2 separate regions of the Homo sapiens genome follow, and region 1 is linked to region 2. Evidence: read pairs that join two places in POLR2A ChIA-PET (ENCODE). Cell type or tissue: PC-9. All regions are shown on one strand. Each heading gives the region's core, and the rest is flanking DNA. Links, peaks and the distances in the headings are about the cores only. Region 1 overlaps KITLG (KIT ligand). Region 2 has its middle 85 kb from the start of LINC02458.

What was found. ChIA-PET counts read pairs that join two places held together with the same protein. Peaks named below come from ENCODE experiments on the same cell type or tissue, not always from the same donor. Only the 100,000 strongest peaks of a DNase experiment are listed, where the experiment ranks them.
Region 1: POLR2A ChIA-PET joins it to region 2 with 12 read pairs; 2 of 35 experiments call an interaction of 5 or more read pairs at or near these places.

Annotation. Positions count from the first base shown.
Region 1 is chr12:88,547,642-88,556,803 of GRCh38, forward strand. The region is part of intron 1 of KITLG (KIT ligand); the gene reads right to left. Among named protein-coding and RNA genes, the nearest start is that of KITLG, 28 kb to the right of the region's middle. In PC-9, for the core only: no CTCF peak of the experiment used is centred there; DNase peaks (open chromatin) are centred at 5,330 and 6,870.
Region 2 is chr12:88,930,346-88,939,507 of GRCh38, forward strand. No RefSeq gene overlaps it. Among named protein-coding and RNA genes, the nearest start is that of LINC02458, 85 kb to the right of the region's middle. In PC-9, for the core only: no CTCF peak of the experiment used is centred there; a DNase peak (open chromatin) is centred at 4,196.

The DNA of each region.
Region 1 (9,162 bases), core at 761-8,760, 380 kb before region 2:
ATATTTCTCTAAACCCCTCTTTCTGATGTGATTTGGGAACTTTCTCTAAGGATCTCTGTAATGGACCAATCTCAGAAATGACCATAATCATATCCTTTGCTCAAAGAAATGTAATGGCAGAAATTCTGTTACTGGTCTTCGCAATCCTTTACGCCTGGCATTGAATAAATACTAAAGAAACGTTTGTTTTCTCATTCATCTAACAAGTATTTATTGAGTATCTGGTGTATACCAGGCATTGTCCTAGGTGCTAGGCCTATATAATGAACAAAATTCCTGCCCTCATAAGGCTTAATCAACAAACATAAGTAACTAGGTTATACAGTATGTCAAAAGGTGTCAAAAGCTATGGGAAAAATAAGATTAGAGCAAGGTAAAGGGGATTGGGATCATAATGTCTACTCTGCCTTACTGGTGATCTTGGGTTCAGAGTGACAATCACAGTCATGAGTCACCATGTGTACTGCTTTGCCCAGCACCAAGGCTTTGCCCAGCACCAAGTGTACTGCTGAGTTTTAAGAAAGGTTAGGTTGGCCGGGCGTGGTGGCTCATGCCTGTAATCCCAGCACTTTAGGAGGCCGAGGTGGGCGGATCACGAGGTCAGGAGATCGAGACCAGCCTGGCCAACATGGTGAATCCCCATCTCTACTAAAAATACAAAAATTAGCTGGGTGTGGCAGTGCATGCCTGTAATCCCAGGTACTCGGGAGGCTGAGGCAGGAGAATCGTTTGAACCCGTGAGGCGGAGGTTGCAGTGAGCCAAGATTGCGCCACTGCACTCTAGCCTGGCGACAAAAGCTAGACTACATCACCAAAAAAAAAAAAAGTTAGATAACAAAAGAGTACATACAGCACAAGCAGAGCAGACTCCCAGGCCATCTCTAATATCAGAAAGTCACTGAACACTCAAGATACGTGTGGCAATGATAGGTGATGTTGGGTAGGTAGAATCATTCCTTCTGCTTATACCTTGCTAGCTGAGCAGCTTTTTAGGGATATGGCATGAACTTCTATTCATTTTCTAGAGCAGCTACCCCCACCAGTACCAGTCTCAACAATAAAATATTAATACATATCAGTGCATGACATATGCTTGTAATAAAGCACACATCAGTGCCTGCTACCTAGTAACTTCAGCTGAATTCCCTTGGAGGAAGTATAGATGTACACCTAAAAGTTTCTTGAGTCCTTGTTGAAAGAAGACTTATAGGGAGGGTCAAATCACCAGGCATCTCTGAGTCTCGAGAAGAGCCATAGAACTAACTGTACTCTTTTCTTTCCAGAGATTGCAGTATGGGTGGAAACAGCTTGAAATTTTTAACAGGGTAATATTGATAAGTGTCTCATTAAGAAGACAAAATTTCACCAAAGATTGGACAAAGCTAAGGCAGTGATCCACGCAGACATCTGTGGGAAGAGTACTGCATACAGAGAGAAAAGCTGGTGCCAAGGTCCTAAGGTCTATTTAAGGCATCTGTTATTTAAGACATAGCAAGAGTAAATTAGGGAGCAGTAGAAGATGATGATGTCAGAGAGACAATGGAGAGGACAGCTCATGTAGGGCGTTGAAGCCTATTGCCCAGACATTGACTCTTACTTGAATAAAATAGGATTCATTGCAAGATTTTGAGCAGAGGAGGGATATATACTTCAGAATAAAAATAAATTAATTAAATAAGATCAGTCTGATTGCTATAATAAAAATAGACTTTAGGGTGACAACAGGTAGAAAATGAAACCGACAAGTTGGGAGGTTGCTGCTGTAATCCAATCAAGAAAGGGTTATAGTAATACATTGACTGAAAGTGGTTAGATTCTGGACATCTTCTGAAGGCTGAACCATGAGAATTTCCTGACAGAGTACGATTTGAGAGAAAGAGTCAAAGATGACTATAAGAACTTTGGTATGGAAAGATGGTGTTGCCATCAACTGATATGGGGAAGACTGGGGGTAGAGAAGGTTTGGGAGGCAGATCAGGAGTTAAATTTTGAGTATGTTAAGTTTAAGATGTCTTTGAGATATTCTAGTGATAATGCCAGGTCAAGATATTTAAATCTGGACTTAGGAGGGAAACTTGGGGTGCAGATATAAATATGATAACCTTCCATATATAAGCAAATGAGTGGATGAGATCACCAAGGGAGTGAGTAAAAGTATAAAAAAGAACAAAGAACTGCGCATGCTATGGTGTTCTAACCTTAAGGGATCTGACAGAAGAGTGAGAACCCACAAAAGAGTCCAAGAGAGCAAAGCAAAAAGATCATGGAAGGAAGCCAAGACTTTAAAAAAGTACTTTAAGGAAAATAGGGTCAAACTATGTCAAATGCCAGTTATAGGCCGAGTAAGATAAGGACTGATAACTGACCACTGGTTTGGCAACATTAAGGTCACTGGTAATATTAACAAGAGCAGTTTTATTGAAGTGGTATGGGAAAAAGCCAGTCTACAGTGGGTTTTAGAAAGCAGGAGATGAGATTAACCAGAAACAGTGAGTATGAACAGCTGTTTTGAAGAGTTTTCCTTCAAAGGAGAGCAACTGGATAAACAAACACATAAATAAATAAAACCAAGATGGGGAAGTAGCTGGCAAGAAATTGGGGGTGAAGAGAGTTTTATTTGTAAGAAGGTTGAAATACCAGAATGAGTGTATGCCTATGGGAATGATCCAGTAGGAGGAAGCAATTGGCAATATAGGTCAGAAGAGAGGGGACTGCTTGGGCAACAGCCTTGAGCAGGAAAGAAGGGGTGAGATTCAGTTCTCAAGTAGGAAGTGTGGCTTTAAATAGGAGTATAGGTAGTTCAATGCTATCAGGCAGAGCGCTGGAATGTGAATGCAGATGCTGGTTGTGTTTTGGGAACAATTCCATGAATAGAGCTAAAAGTTACTGAACATTTACTATACACCAAGCATCTTGGATATCTAATAAGGAAAAAAATAACTTTCATATATCCTAATTTTAAAGATGAAGGAGTTGAGGTACAGGGAGGTTTGGTGACTTCTGAGTGGTGAAATCAGTAAGCCCAGGTCTGTCCAATTCTAACTCCTGTCCTTTTAGCCCCTCTACACTGTCCCAGAACTCCTGCAAATCTGTTAGATGGTTTGTGAGAACTGTGATGCGATAGCAGATCTCTAAAACTTTAATACTTTTGCAAATATCAAGCATATGGAGACAAGTCTGTTCCATATTCCATGCCACAGCTGAATAGTCTATATTATTCAAGTCATCATAATTTTTAATATATGTCCTTTGATAGTTCCTTAAAATATATCAACACAGACTGCTATAATAATTGAAGAATGATTTGATCAGGGCAACATAAATTTTTTTTGCATCAGTTAAATTCAAATATCTTACAAAGACACAGTTTTGTTCATTTTGTAAAAATCCACTGGGTCAATGCTAAAATTAAATCTATGTTAGCTTATGAACATTCAAATATCTCTGAAAAACCTATATTTCTTAAAGCCCTTTATTTTAAAGCCATTATAAATAAATTCATATTGTAATTTAATTTTGCATATACTTTGCTACCATTAAAAATATCCACCTTTCATAAAATTAAAGAATTCATTCTGGCATAGCTAAACATTAGGACAGGGAGATAATCAAGTTAGAAATATTGAGATTTTTGCCAAGCAGTAATGACACCTCCTTCATCAGTATACTCAGGAGAGAGCTGAAATGCAGAGCTTACTTCTTTATATAAAAAAGAAACTTTTCAGTATTAACTTTTCTACACAGAAGTCTTTCTAATATTGTACACACACTTTGATTTCTTAAACAGTGAATTGAAATATTAAACTTTGCTTTTCTGTGACGGTTCAGGTTCATCAAATAAAAGGAAGACTTTCAAAGTATCTCAGTTATGTAGTTGTAGCTTCCCTTCTCCAAGTGGTTCCAAATTACTGTACTTGTTTGTATAACTTTTAAAAATTTATTTTAGGTTTCATTTGTTTGTTCCTTAGTTTTCCTGTTTCCCCCAGATTGTCAGGTCATTACTTGCAACATATTGTTACTGCTAACATGCCTATTTCTAGTCTCCTGCACTCTTGATGATGAACACAACATGTGTCCCATATGGGAGCTTACAGCAGGAAGTATAATGGCCCCAAAGATGTCCATGTCCTAATTCTTGGAACTTGTGAATACATCACCACACATGGCAAAATGGACTTTCCAGACATGATTACGTTAAGAACTAGAGATGAAGAGACTATCCTAGATTCCCTGGGTCCAATCTAATCCCCATGGTCCTTAAAAATGGAGACTATTTTCCAGCTCTGTTCAGAGAGAGGTGCGATGATGGAAGAAGGGTCGGGGAAATGTGACCTGAAAAGGACTCAACATGTCCTTGCTGGCATTGAAAATAGAGAGAAGGGACCAAGAGTCAAGAAATGTAGGCAGCTTCTAGAAGCTGCAAAAGAGAAAGAAATAGATTCTCCCCTAGAGCCTTTGGAAAGCAACATAGTCCAACTGATACTTTGATGTAAGTGAGCCTTATTTTGAACATTTGATCTTCAAAATTATGATAATTTTTTTTTTTTTTTTTTGACAGAGTCTCTCTCTGTTGCTCAGGCTGGGATGCAGTGGTGCAATCTCGGCTCACTGCAACCTCCGCCTCCCAGATTCAAGTGATTCTCCTGCCTCAGCCTCCCAAGTAGCTGGGATTATAGGTGCCTGCCACCATGGCTGGCCTTTTTCTTTTCTTTTTTTTTTTGTATTTTTGGTAGAGACAGAGTTTCACCATGTTGGCCAGGCTGGTCTTGAACTCCTGAGCTCAGGTAATCCACCCACTTCAGCCTCCCAAAATGCTGAGATTACAGGTATGAGCCACTGCACCCGGCCAGTCACTAAATTTTTGGTAATTTATTACAGCAGCAATAGAAAAATAAAACACAGCTCAATTGAAATACTTTTGGAATGAATGAATGAATGAAAGGTGTAGTGTAGTGATGGTCAAGCTATTCCAAATGAGGAAAGTGAATTGCCTCTGCCAGAATTATTGGCCCGCACCCTTTATTTTAAGCAGAGCAGCTCAGCTTTTTTTGTTGTTTTATTTGTTCATGCCTCTGAGTAAGATTCTGTTTAAACAAAGGTTTCCAAGGGCAAGAAGAAATTAAAAAAAAAAAACGCTTTTGGAAACCATGGGCAGAACATGGATCCAGAAAACCTCTCAGTCCCTTCCCATGTGACTTCAAACAAGTCAGCTAATCTCCCTGAGTATCCATTTATCAGCCTATAAAATGATAGTAAAAATAATTTTTGCCTTACCCATCTCATGAACTAGTAGTAAGAATCAAATGAGAAACTATTCAAACTATGGGTGTTATGCAATTATTTGTTGTGTGGTTTATGGGCTTTGCATCGGCTAGGAAACCAGAAGACAAGTACTTCAAAAATGTTTGAGTAAAACTTTCTGAGAAAAGACTTTATAGAGTAGATCTCCCATATACAAAGAGTATGACCTTTAGCACATGAATATTTTGACACTGACTTTGAGTTCACACACCTTTTTCATTTATTTCTTAGTTCTGAACTGTGTTTAGAGTAGCTTCAGTTAACAGACAACTGACTTCCAATTAAATGACATGTTCCAATATATCAACAAAATATTTATCTTTGTTTTCTCTTCCTCTTCTTCCAATTTCTGGAAACTCTGAGGGAATAGGGTGCCTAAATATGTGGGTGTGCACACACGCTCACACACACCCTAATGGAGATACACTGAAGCAAAATGTCCCTGTGTTTGTGACTTCTGCTCTAAAATGTATCTTTTCAGTTTGGGTAATCATCTATTTTTTTTTTCTGTTAACATTCTCTGCAGCTGTATATGACATTTTTCTTTGGCTACTTTGTTTTATCATTGTACAACTTTTCTCTCTAGGTCAAGCTCATTGTGTGATAACCCCTCATTTCTGGATAGTCTTTCATTGTATAGACACATATCGTCCTGGGTAGTTCTCGATTTTTGTTTTCAGAAACATGCATCAAAAGTGTCCCCCGTTTATTCCCCCACAACACACAAAATTCCAATAATCCTTTCATTGCTAAATGTTGCCTTCAAATCATTTACATGATTAGGAAAAAAAATAATGAGAAATCTGTGTGCACTGTTACAACCAAGGCATGCAGTAGAAACAGTTCTGGTAGAGGGAAGTAATACTGACTAAAATTTATGTTAACATCAGTGACAGATGTGGCTGGTCCTTTTCTGGGAGCAGACAGTAGCAGACAGTACTAGAAAAGTACTTTAAAGAAGTCTGGGGTGGGAGGGATTTACAAGAAGATGAGGTTGAAGACCTCAAAGGCAAAGGTCTTGCTTAATTTTCATTTTTGTTGAGAACAAACATCAGCAGACTCCAGTGGACTATTCACTCAATAACCAATCCCTCCTGAACACAGAGCTTTCCTTACAGTAAAAGGCCACATGCCAGGAAAAGGAGCTACAAACACCCAAAACAAACCATGGACTTAATCTGAACGTGTGTTGCAACACATAAGTCACACTGCAGATTCCTTTCCTTCAGTAGAAATTAAAATGCATGCAGCCTAAGAATATCAGGGGGACATATGCTGTTCAAGAAACCAGAAGATACCAATCCTCTAAACTTGGAAAAACAAAAAAATAAAATACAGAAAAAAAGCCTTTTTTTCTCTATGAATATGAGAAGTGATTTTAAAATATGCATTGTCAGGGTCCATATTACAGACGTCACAAAGTCAAAAAGAGAGTTAAGTGTTTGTGTAGCTCATTTTCTTTATGCACAGACCTACGAAATGGTATTAGAGCTGCCCTGAACAAAACAGCAGCTGCTGCCAAAAACAACATTCATCTTCTCTTTAATCCTGCATACCAGCTATTGAAGCAGGCAGTTCCCTTGTAGCCCAAATGTATTTTGGAAGAGAGCCAACTGGCTCAACTACCCAAAGACAGGAAAGCAAGTTACCAAGATACAGGTATGGTAATTGGTCCTGAGTTCAGGTCTTCTTAACTCATATGAACCATATCTTCCAAAAATAATCTATGTAAACCAACAACAGGATCCTCATTTGGTGAATAACCATTCAGTTCTATATGACTTCTTTTTTCAGATCTTTTTAATTGCTTAAAAATTTACCATTAAACATTATAAGGAAAATACCTAATCATCTTACACAGACTAAAATTCTTCTCTAAGCACTGTTAAGTAATCTTAAAGGGACAACTGAAACATTTAGTAGATTTGTTAGTTTTTGAAACTTAACTACTATCAATAAAACAGATGTTACCAGAGTAACTAATTGAAACTCAGACCAACTTGGAGTCCAAATTGGTGGGTGCCAAAATCTTGTAAAGATACTCTTCTAACTTCCCTTTTGTGAAGAAGTAAGCTAAAAATGTTTTAAAATATGGGTGATCATTAAAATATGTAATGAATATGCTCTTATAACAAAAAAAAACTAGAAAGAAGTTGCTTAATATGAAAAGGCAGACAATGTAATATAATAAGGGAATTTAATGTAACGGGAATTTAAAGATTTCAAGGTATTCAATGCATGAGAAAAATTTGGGGAAATTCACCCTTTAATAATCAGTCCTCGTTCTACATGTAAATACTACTTAAAGTGGAAATAACTCAAAATATATTGACTTCTAAGGGGCTGTGCATAGGACAAGCAGTTTGCAGATATTATTTCCTGTAATCCTCCCATCAACCAGGTAGATATTATTACCCTACTCTGCAGGTGAGCAAAACACAATTCGGGAGAGATTAGGTAACTTCCTTATGGCCACTTTGCTAGGAAATTGCTGGATTGGATATAAACCAAAACCTACACTATCTATGCTGGAAAGAAAAATACTAGGCCAGTTAGATAATAAAACTGACTTCATTTATATTTAATGAACTACTAAATTTTATTTTAAAGGGTCATGTTACAGAAGGCATATAGGTCTCTTTAACTCAATCAGTTTCAAATTGAAATTACATGTCAAGTTATTACCAGGTTGAATAAATGAGTCGAGCAGGTAAATCAAGTTACACTTAGCTATAGCTTAAACAAAAATTTACATAGCTAGAGGGAGGGGAGAAACCCAAAAAATAAAGCGATAAGTTGTTTCTTCTTATAAAAACAAAATTGGGTGCTTTCAGACTTCTAGTAACATTATCCCAGGGGCCACTTCTTCATTTAACAGACATGTATGGAGTATCTAATAAATACATAAGATAAAGACAGAAAGACTATGATCACTGGCCTCAGGAAGCTCAAGCTACTAGAGAACACAGCACAGTGGTGGGAGTCAGAGAGAAAAGGCCCAGCCCCTCCCTCAACTGCCCCCTGCCCCAAGTACAGCTAAACCTGACTTGGGGAGGGGGGCATTTGGGGGACAGGGGCATTTGAGGGAGGGGCTGATAGTTTCTGGGGGGAGAAGCTTCTCCAAAGGTGATCGGGGGCAGCCAACTCAAAGTTAGTGAGGGAGAAGACCCCTGAGAGAGGAAGTAGCAGGTGCCCACAGAAGTGTGGAAACAAGGCATGTTCTTAGAATTCTGTGATTTTTTTACTCCATTGGAAAATAAGTTTCAAAGAATAAGCAAAAAAAAAAAAAAAGGCAAGGCTAGAGAGATATGCAGAGGCCCTCCTTGCTAATTGATTTAGATTTCATTTTAAAAGCACTGGGGAGACCTGGAATGATTTTAAGCAAGGGAGTGTCAAGATCTGATTTATTGTTAAAAGGTTTATCAGGCATCAGAATGAAGGATGGACTGGGGGAGAGAGGGCAACAAACCTGGGGGCATGAGGCCCATTAGGAGGTCACTGAAGTAATCCAAAGCTGAGATGATAAGGGCCTTAACTAGGGCAGTGGCAGTGAGAATGGAGAGAAATGAACACGTTCAACAGGATATGGAAGTAGAACGGAAGATCTTGGTGACTAATGAAAAGAGGGTAGGGTCAAAAGGGGAAGAGGCACAAATGACTTCCAGGTTCCAGTTTGGGTGACTGTGTAAAAAGTGGTGCTATCTGCTGATCCAGATATGTAGGAAGAGAAGAGGCAGCAGGAGTCTGGGAGTTTATCACCAAAAACCTTAGTGAATACTACCATACCATAGATAGATACCATTCTATCATGAACTATCTGTGTAGGAGATGAGAGAATGTGAAGCCAAATACATGAGAGGG
Region 2 (9,162 bases), core at 483-8,482:
TTCTTACACGTTACACCTTCTCCTATCTTTACTGGTGTTCATATTAAACCATCTAAATTTTCTATATAGTTCATTTTTGTAATTTCCCTTTACCCCAAATGATTGGTACTTATCACATAGTAAACTCTTGATAGTTTACTGAATCGAGTTTACCTAATTCAATTCAATTATTAAGTAAATTTGATTCAATACTTGTCTAGTACTTATCTATGACTTCAATAAGGTTTCAGAGGAGGAGATGATGAAAGCAGGTTTTTAGGAAGGCAGATGTGGTGATGTTGCATAACATAATTCAAGTTCAGAAAAGCTGGATTTAAGTCATGGCTATAGTCACTTAGGTATGAAGGGCAGCATGGAGACTGACCAGTCAAAAGTGAGGCTCTCTGAGGGCTGAAGCATGAGTTCTGGGGGGCAGGGGTCTGCAGGAGGGCCAAATATAACCCCTTAAGCTGCTGGATCATGTGAGGTTGTTGCGGAGGTCTCAGGAGAAACAACAGGGTAGTGGGTACTTAAGGGCTCAGGGCAGGGGCTGATGAAGGTGCTTGAACATTTCAAAGTCAGTGCAGCCATGTGAATGTATACCATCTGATATCTGCAATGAACAGAAAGAATGGTTGTAAAGAGCACTTGAAGAAAATGAATTAGGAGACGGTAGCAATGGGTTAGAGAATGATAATGTAAAAAACAAAAGTATTGAAGCTTCTTGCATGTGTTGGAGCAAATATTGTTCCTCTTAACAAGAAGATAAAAAGAGCCAGTTTTAATGGTTAAAAAAAAAATACAAATGGTTTCAGATAAGCTTAAGTTTGAGATGATAGTAGGATATCTAAGTGGAACTAGTTAAAGGAAAATTGGAGATATATTACTTAAGGGAGGGACTAGTCGACATACTAAATAGAGAGTAACTTCCAGCCAAAGGTAGTAAGCCACAGAGAGAAATCCACTAGAATCTGAAAAAAAAAGAAGAGGAGAGATCTTCATAGAAAGTGTCACATAATGCTTCAATGAGGACCATTGGATGAGTTGTATTCTTTCTATTTTTCTGAAGTTTCCATATTTTCTACAAATGAATGATAGTTATGACCGAAATTATAGTTTCCACCCTATCATTCCTTTTATATATGGGGAAAATATTTACTTTTGAAATTTGATTTTATTTTCACTAAATAAATTATCCAGAGCAGTATACCTCAAGGTGTAAGCTAAACCACAGGGCTAGCAAATTAAAATTATTTTGTTGTTTCAATCTTTATGAATTAGGATCTCAGTGGTCACTGCCCAGGAATCTGCATTCTCTACAACCTTGCTAGGGGATTCATACGCACACTAGTTTGTGAACCAATGACCCAGAGCACAGCAGCAGGGCCCTAAGAACATGTCCTTATCTCTTTTTGCATTGATACTAATCAGTGTGCATTGCTTTCATCTGCAGCTTAGGGCGTTTCTCTGCTTCACTGAGCACAGAGATTTCCTGAGCTCCTAAATTCTTTGAAATATTTCTACTGTGGTCTTGCTTGAAAGAGATTACTCAGTAAACCATTTTGGTTAATGTGTTCCAGGTAGACTTAGATAAATCAACGGGACCATTAAAATCTTTCACCTTCTTTAAGGACAGAGTTTTGAGTTTTCTTCTTGACATCTTTTTTTCTTAAGCCTTCACTTGGTACAAACTGACTTCTTTATTTTTTTATTTTCTCTATCAATAATGGTCATAGGAGGTGCAAAAGCAAGCCTAGTGTACAGAACCATGTATCATTGCAAACAGTAAGATGACCTTGCCGTAGGATGATGTCTGCCTGCTTTTAAAGAAAAAATGAACAATCAGTGTTCAATGACTTTATAGACACACACACATTGCACATAGCCTTTGTTTCCACGGGAGCAAAATTAACAAGATAAGAACTTTTTTTAAGAGTTATGGTAGATCATTAAAACGTATGTAATTCCTGCTTGGAAAAAAAGATTTAAATTCAGATTTTTTAAGCAGGTCATTAAAATGTGTAAAATCATCCTCACTGAGAGAAGAAGGCTTTAGGGACATGGTTATCACACTGATTTTTTTAAACTAGGTTTCCCTTTTTTCTCCACTCAAATGGAGATATTCTTTTGAAGATTAAAACACTTTTTTGAAATAGTATAGTTTAAAACTAAAGGGCAGTATTAAAATCACATATCAAGCTATGCTAACAAATAATGTGAACGGTTATTTTCTCACATGGATGCCCTCTAGCAAGATCAGAGACAAGGTTATATATTTCCAAATGAAACCAGTTAGCTTCAGTATCCAGCAGTGTGGTACTAATGAGGCTGAGGTCAGGGTTCAGTTTCAAAACAAGTTGGTTAGTGTGATAAGAGCGATGGCCTCACCAACCTGGCTGTGCAAAGCATGAGAGTCACCTGGAGATTTCTATTTTGTTTTGTTTTTTTTTATTTTTTGTTTGTGTTCTGAATTTTGGGGCCTTAGTCCAGACATACCAAATCAAAATTTCTGAGAGTGAGGGAAGAAAACTATATTTTTAGAGAAATCCCCAGGTAATTCTCATGCCAGTCAGGATTTTGGAATCAATAATCTCAGAGCCAGCCCAAGCAAGAGGCAACGCAGCATGACTGCTTGCTGGCCTTTACAATTCAAAACTGCAAATTCTAAAACTGCATCAATTGAGAACTCTCAAATTCTCCAGGGAGTTTGTCCTTTGCCTCCATGGATTCGGTTCCTTTGCAGAGGCCATGAATTCAGGGAAATTTTAAGCTTTAATGATAAGGCTTTCTTAAAAATAGCCCTTCTACATGCCTCCTTTCATGAGCACTTCACCGAGATTTTAAATGCTGACAGAACTCACCTTTCCTCACAAACACAGACACATAGGAGAAACCCTAGCTTGCCCTTGGAAATGAACATTGATTGCAAATTCAAGCTTCTGAAACATTCCACTCTGAGTGTAGTGATCATTCCCTCTGAACATATCCAGATAGGATTCTGGAGGATGAGAGAGAAAGGGTATCTTCTCTGAAGAACTCAGATGGTTTTTTATGGCTAGATTATTTCAAAATACAAAAATCCAATCTCTAGTCAAGGCCAGAAGAAACCAGGATGGTCCTGTGGGCAATCATGTGAGGCCAAACTGAATGATAAATCTATGTCTCTGTTGAGGATTCGAGTTAGAATAGAGGGGAAGGGCTCTTATGCAGTGTGTACAGGATATGAAAACAGCAGGTGGGCAAAATGAAAAATTGGTCAATGGAGTAGAAAACAAAATACCAGCAAATGACATGATTTTTTATAGTCTAACTAGCTGTGCAGGCATAGAATATATACAATCTGTATGTATTTGCTATATTTTCAAGTCAAATAGATAAAAGAAAATAGTTCTCAGAGTTATTCACAAATGCACTGAAATGGAAAAACCCAACTTATCTTAAAAAGCACAAAATAATATTTTTTTCAGTTTTAAGGCAACGTTTTTAAATGTGGGTTTAGAAAAGCTCAAATTTGAAAGTTTTAAAAGTTTTTCCCCACCTTTGAAGTTTGACATTAATCTCCTTTCTGTCACCAGCAGAACCTTCAGACTCAACTCAATTTCCTCAGCAAACGCTTTATTAAATGCAAATGTCGTATCCATTTCCATTGTCATGTAGCGTGCTAAGCCCAAAGCCAATGAGGTCTGCCTTTGCAAATTTTGACAACAGTAATTGACATTTATCCACCATCCCATCTGCTACATATTTGGATTAAAAAAAAAAAGATAGGCTTTCTTTCAATATGCTCAAAAGACAGAACGGGCCTGGGAGAAAAAGCTGACACAAATATATCACACATTTTGAAAGTTGCCAGGTACCTTTGCTTCTCGTGGGTCAATACTTTTAAAACAACATCCTTCTCTAGAGAATCTTAACATTAAAGGAGTTCCCACTCTGTTATTAGAGCAAAATAATGGTATAAAACAGTCTCTTTCTTGAATTTAGTAGGGTGCTTGACCTGTCAGGCTGCAAAGAGAGAAGCTTGGTTACTGCCATTTTGTGATGGTCAGCCAAATGGTTTTACAAAGAAGAGGAAACTGTGGGTAGATGAAAGTTCTGCCTATAAAGTAGGTGTTACTACAGTGCATTGTGGTTATATTAAGTATGCCCAAAGGATAAGGAATTCAGGTGTGAAGTTGTGTGGCAGAAGTTGAAAATTAATTAAGCTCTGTGTTTAGGGTTTTTTTCCTTTAGTGTGCCGTAGTAACATGCCCTTGGCTCCAGGGAACTTTATGACTAAGTTGGAACAAAGCACTCATGACTCATGTTAAATGTAGCAGAGGAGAGATCATTAAATGTTTCTTGGCAATTAATTACCTGGGATATGCCTCTTTTTTCATAGCTTTGGTTTCAGGTGTGTGAGAGAGTTGAAAACGTTTAATTGCACCTAATTTGTTGCTGTAGTTTTATCATATGCCTAAGCATTGTGATAATGCCTGTAACCCGTGTGAAGAATTCGTAAGGGGCTTCATTTGTGACACCCCCAGAGGAGGGAATTTTTTTTTATGTTTGTGCAATAATCATACCTGACCTTTGATCCACTTTCTAATATAAAGAAAATTATGAAAACCTGCCAAATATGTACTAGATCCAGAACATCCTGGAAAGAAAATCCTTCCTACTTCTCCGGCAGTCTTTCCTTAATTAGATGTAGCCATTTTCCTCACTCCTACCCACCTATTGGTCCAGAACCTGAAAGAAATTTCTTCCCAGCTAGAAGCTGAAAGACAGATTGAGGGTAATCATTCCTTTGCATCTGGCCGATTTCAGTGTATTCTGCTGGTCACTATGTTATTTTCAATCACCTGAGATCTGATTACTTCTCCCCATCTTGCTAGCTTCCTGTTTTCTAGAACTCTAGTTTGATCACTAAATCTAAGCATTTTTACTTTCTGGCTTGAAGATAGTCTTCTTGTTTTCATGTGCTCTCTATTTTTTTCCATAGCACTTAGAACTAAAATCACATTATTTACTTGTTTAGTGTCAATTATTTTTTGCCTGTTTTCTCTCACTAGAGACTCCACAAGAGAAGGAAGGGAATTTGTCAGTCTTATTGACTGTTAAATCTCCAACATCTATTTCTGGGTCTACCACTGAGTATTTATGCACTCAGTTGGAAAGGGGTGGATGAATGAATGGATAGATGGATAGATGAGAACCTGACATCTTCTAATCTTCTAGGCGCTATTCTGGATTTGTTCATTTGCCTCCATTGGAGTTCATATCAACTCCAGTAGAGTATTTCTTATGTAACCCAAAATACATATTTTAGGCACTTGCCAAAGGCTTTCAGTACATAGTGGAGGCAAAAAGAAGTTAAAATAATTTAGAATCTGCTAAGAAAGCTCAAGGTGAATGTAACATGAGAATGAAGTCTGAGTGGTATTTAACCAGATGGGTGATTGTCAATGAAACATTGCCAACAGATAAGCAGGATTGAGGATCATAAATTTTGGCAGAGCTGTTCCTGGTGACATTGCCCAAGAGACAATGGGTATAATGGATAGAAAATGAGAATCATTGTTTTCCAGATCAAACGGAATCGATGTCTTCCACTCAGCCATACATCCAAATGCATGAATGAAGGACCAAGCATAAATAAGAGCAAAGTAGCTCTTTAAGCTACTTTGAGCTACTTTAAGCTACTTTAATCTACTTTAAGCTCTTTAAGCTACTTTCATAGTAAGCACTTTAAGCCAAAGCCTTAACTGGATATAAGCAAATATAGAGAGATGACAAAGGGGCCTTGCAGTTAGAATAAGATTTCACTTACTCTTCATAAGAAAATTTTCAAGGAGATAATGTCCAAATTTATAGGAAACTAAAGTTCTGACAGGCTTACTAACGTACTCCAGGTCACACAAGGATAAATGTGTGATTCATACCCCAATACATGCTGTTTTTACTCGCCCAGGAAGAGTAAATGGTGTCGTTTCCCCTTCAATTCTGGTTGGTTCATAGAAAAAAGCCTCAAGACCACTGTTGAATCTCACTCTGACTACAGCAGGATCCATGGGAATGGGTGGAGGGCAGGGTGTGTCTGCTAGGAGATGGCAACAAGGAGTGGCAGTACCCACTCCATTTACCATCTCTGAACACGTTATCTCATTGAAAGAGCTCCCAGACAATGTTTCTAAGGTGTTTGGGAATTTGGGGACGAAAGAAGCTATATGAAGAATTACTAATAAGTTTAGTATAGATAGTAAATCTGATGAGGTATTTCTATCTAAATAGACAAGTTTACGTTTTACGAGACTTTATGAGGAAACGCTGTGTGGGAAATAAAATGAAGTATTTTGCCAAATTTTCTTAATTTTTGTTAATTGTAAAGGAGAATGTACTCAGAACAAGTAAGAAAGCACAAATATTTTTAAATCGTTTAAATAATCTCCTTCTCCACCTTCTTCACCATTTTCACTTAAATAAAATGGTGCATTTGATTCCATATCTTTCTCTATATTCTTCCATGTGTTCTATGTTCCCTATGGGATCCATTATGTTCTATGTTCCATATGGAATCCAATTCCATATGGAATCACATGCATACATATATATATATATATATATATATATATATATATATATATATATATACACACATTTGTTTTCTAATTACATGATTATAATTCTCTACCTATCTGTCATTTACCTATCTCCCTCAGCATCTTGTATTTCTCACATAACATTATATAACATCCAACAGTATAAATATATCATAATTTATTCTACCATTTCTCTAACAATGGGCATTCGAGTTGTTTCCAGTGCTTTGCCACTTCATATAGAGCTGTAACAAACATACTAGTATACATGTGGCATAGCTTTATGCACCAGGGCATTCATTATTATAGGCTAGATTATCAGAAGTAGGACTGCTGTGTCAAAATTGTGTTTATTTTTACTTTAATACACATTACCATATTACTCTCTAAAAGGGTATAGCAATTTATGTTCCCATCAGCAATATATGAAAATGATGTTGCACCAGCACTTAAATGTTACAATTTTTTGTTTAACTTTTGCAATTTAAAAAGCTAAAAGTGATATCTGACTGTTGTTTTGCTTTGCCTTTTCCTGACTATGAATATAATTGGGCAGCTTTTTATGTTTTTAGATCAGCTGGGTTTCTTCCATGAATTGATGATTGCCAGTGTTTTTATTATATATATCTATTTTTTTGATAAATCATTTTTTATCAGTTTGTAGGTGCTCTTTATATATTCAAGAAGAGTAATTCTTTACGTCATGTGCACTGTGAAAACATTTCCCAGTGAATCATTTGATTCTTTACTTTGTTTATAATATCTTTTGCTATAAAATTATATTTTACTTTTATGCAGTTAAATATGTCTCTTTTTTTGGCTCTGGGCTTCAAGTCTTGAGCAGTAAGATCTCTTCTTCCCTAAAACTATTCTTCCACAAATGTTTTCCTAAAATTTCTATTAGTATATACAACGTTTTATTTCTTACATTTAAATTCCAATTCAGTGCTAATTTTTTTAGCTTGCTTTCCTTTTAGATGAGGTAACCAAAAAATCGCTATTGATTAAGCAATCTAAAAGGAGAATAAACATATTCAAATCATTAGAAAACAATGCAGAAGGAGGTGGAGGGCAAAGGGGTACTTACACAAGGAAGACATATTGAACCCAACCAGCTTATGCAAGTGTGTCCTAGGTGAGCCTTAAAAGACGTTGCAGGCATATGCAAATCATATCAATATTGTCTGTCTCCCTCTTTTTCTTGACTCAATCCATAACTGATATTTCTGATGCTACTCTCTTGCTCACTCCTTACTACCAATAGTCCTACATCTAGTGGAGTAATCTGTCTCAATGCCTAATGTGTGGCATTGGTCACACCTTATGGGCAGGTCACACACATAAGTGAATTTGGCTAGCAAGAGCATGTTCTGTCTAAATTAATCAACTTCCCATAAGCTCCTGTTGATAATTACTGCACAGTAATGCATGTTCTGTGTTGCCAGATTATTTGTCTATTTATTTATGTTTTTACTTTTACAGTCTCCCATGTGTCAGAAAAGATTTTTTAAAGATAATTTTAAAATATTGATATTTATGAAAATGTCTAAGTTTTAAACATTAACAATTTTAGTTAAACACACACACACACACACACACACACTCAGCATATTAGCCAAACAAAAAACATCTCTGGACTTTAATTCTTTTCATGAGCTGTCACTTTGCAACTCAGGGCTACTCCAAGCCCTGCTGGCTTTACTATGATCAACACGTTCTGCCAGATTTGACATCTCTTTCTCAAAAGCTATTGTCCACTCTAATGAATTAAATCTCAAAGTCCTAGCCTAACTTTTAATATTGTCACTACCTTAGGTTTTAATCTACCTTTCCAGCCTTATCTGCCACATGGCCACACCACAGACCCTGTAAAATTTAGTGCCTTTAGGTATCTAACAGAATTTCTTTATTATTATTATTATTATTATTATTATTATTATTATTATTATACTTTAAGTTTTAGGGTACATGTGCACATTGTGCAGGTTAGTTACATATATATACATGTGCCATGCTGGTGCGCTGCACCCACTAACTCGTCATCTAGCATTAGGTATATCTCCCAATGCTATCCCTCCCCCCTTCCCCCACCCCACAACAGTCCCCAGAGTGTGATGTTCCCCTTCCTGTGTCCATGTGTTCTCATTGTTCAATTCCCACCTATGAGTGAGAATATGCGGTGTTTGGTTTTTTGTTCTTGCGATAGTTTACTGAGAATGATGATTTCCAATTTCATCCATGTCCCTACAAAGGACATGAACTCATCATTTTTTATGGCTGCATAGTATTCCATGGTGTATATGTGCCACATTTTCTTAATCCAGTCTATCATTGTTGGACATTTGGGTTGGTTCCAAGTCTGCTATTGTGAATAATGCCGCAATAAACCACCGATCCCACAGAAATACAAACTACCATCGGAGAATACTACAAACACCTCTATGCAAATAAACTAGAAAATCTAGAAGAAATGGATAAATTCCTCGACACATACACTCTCCCAAGACTAAACCAGGAAGAAGTTGAATCTCTGAATAGACCAATAACAGGAGCTGAAATTGTGGCAATAATCAATAGCTTACCAACCAAAAAGAGTCCAGGA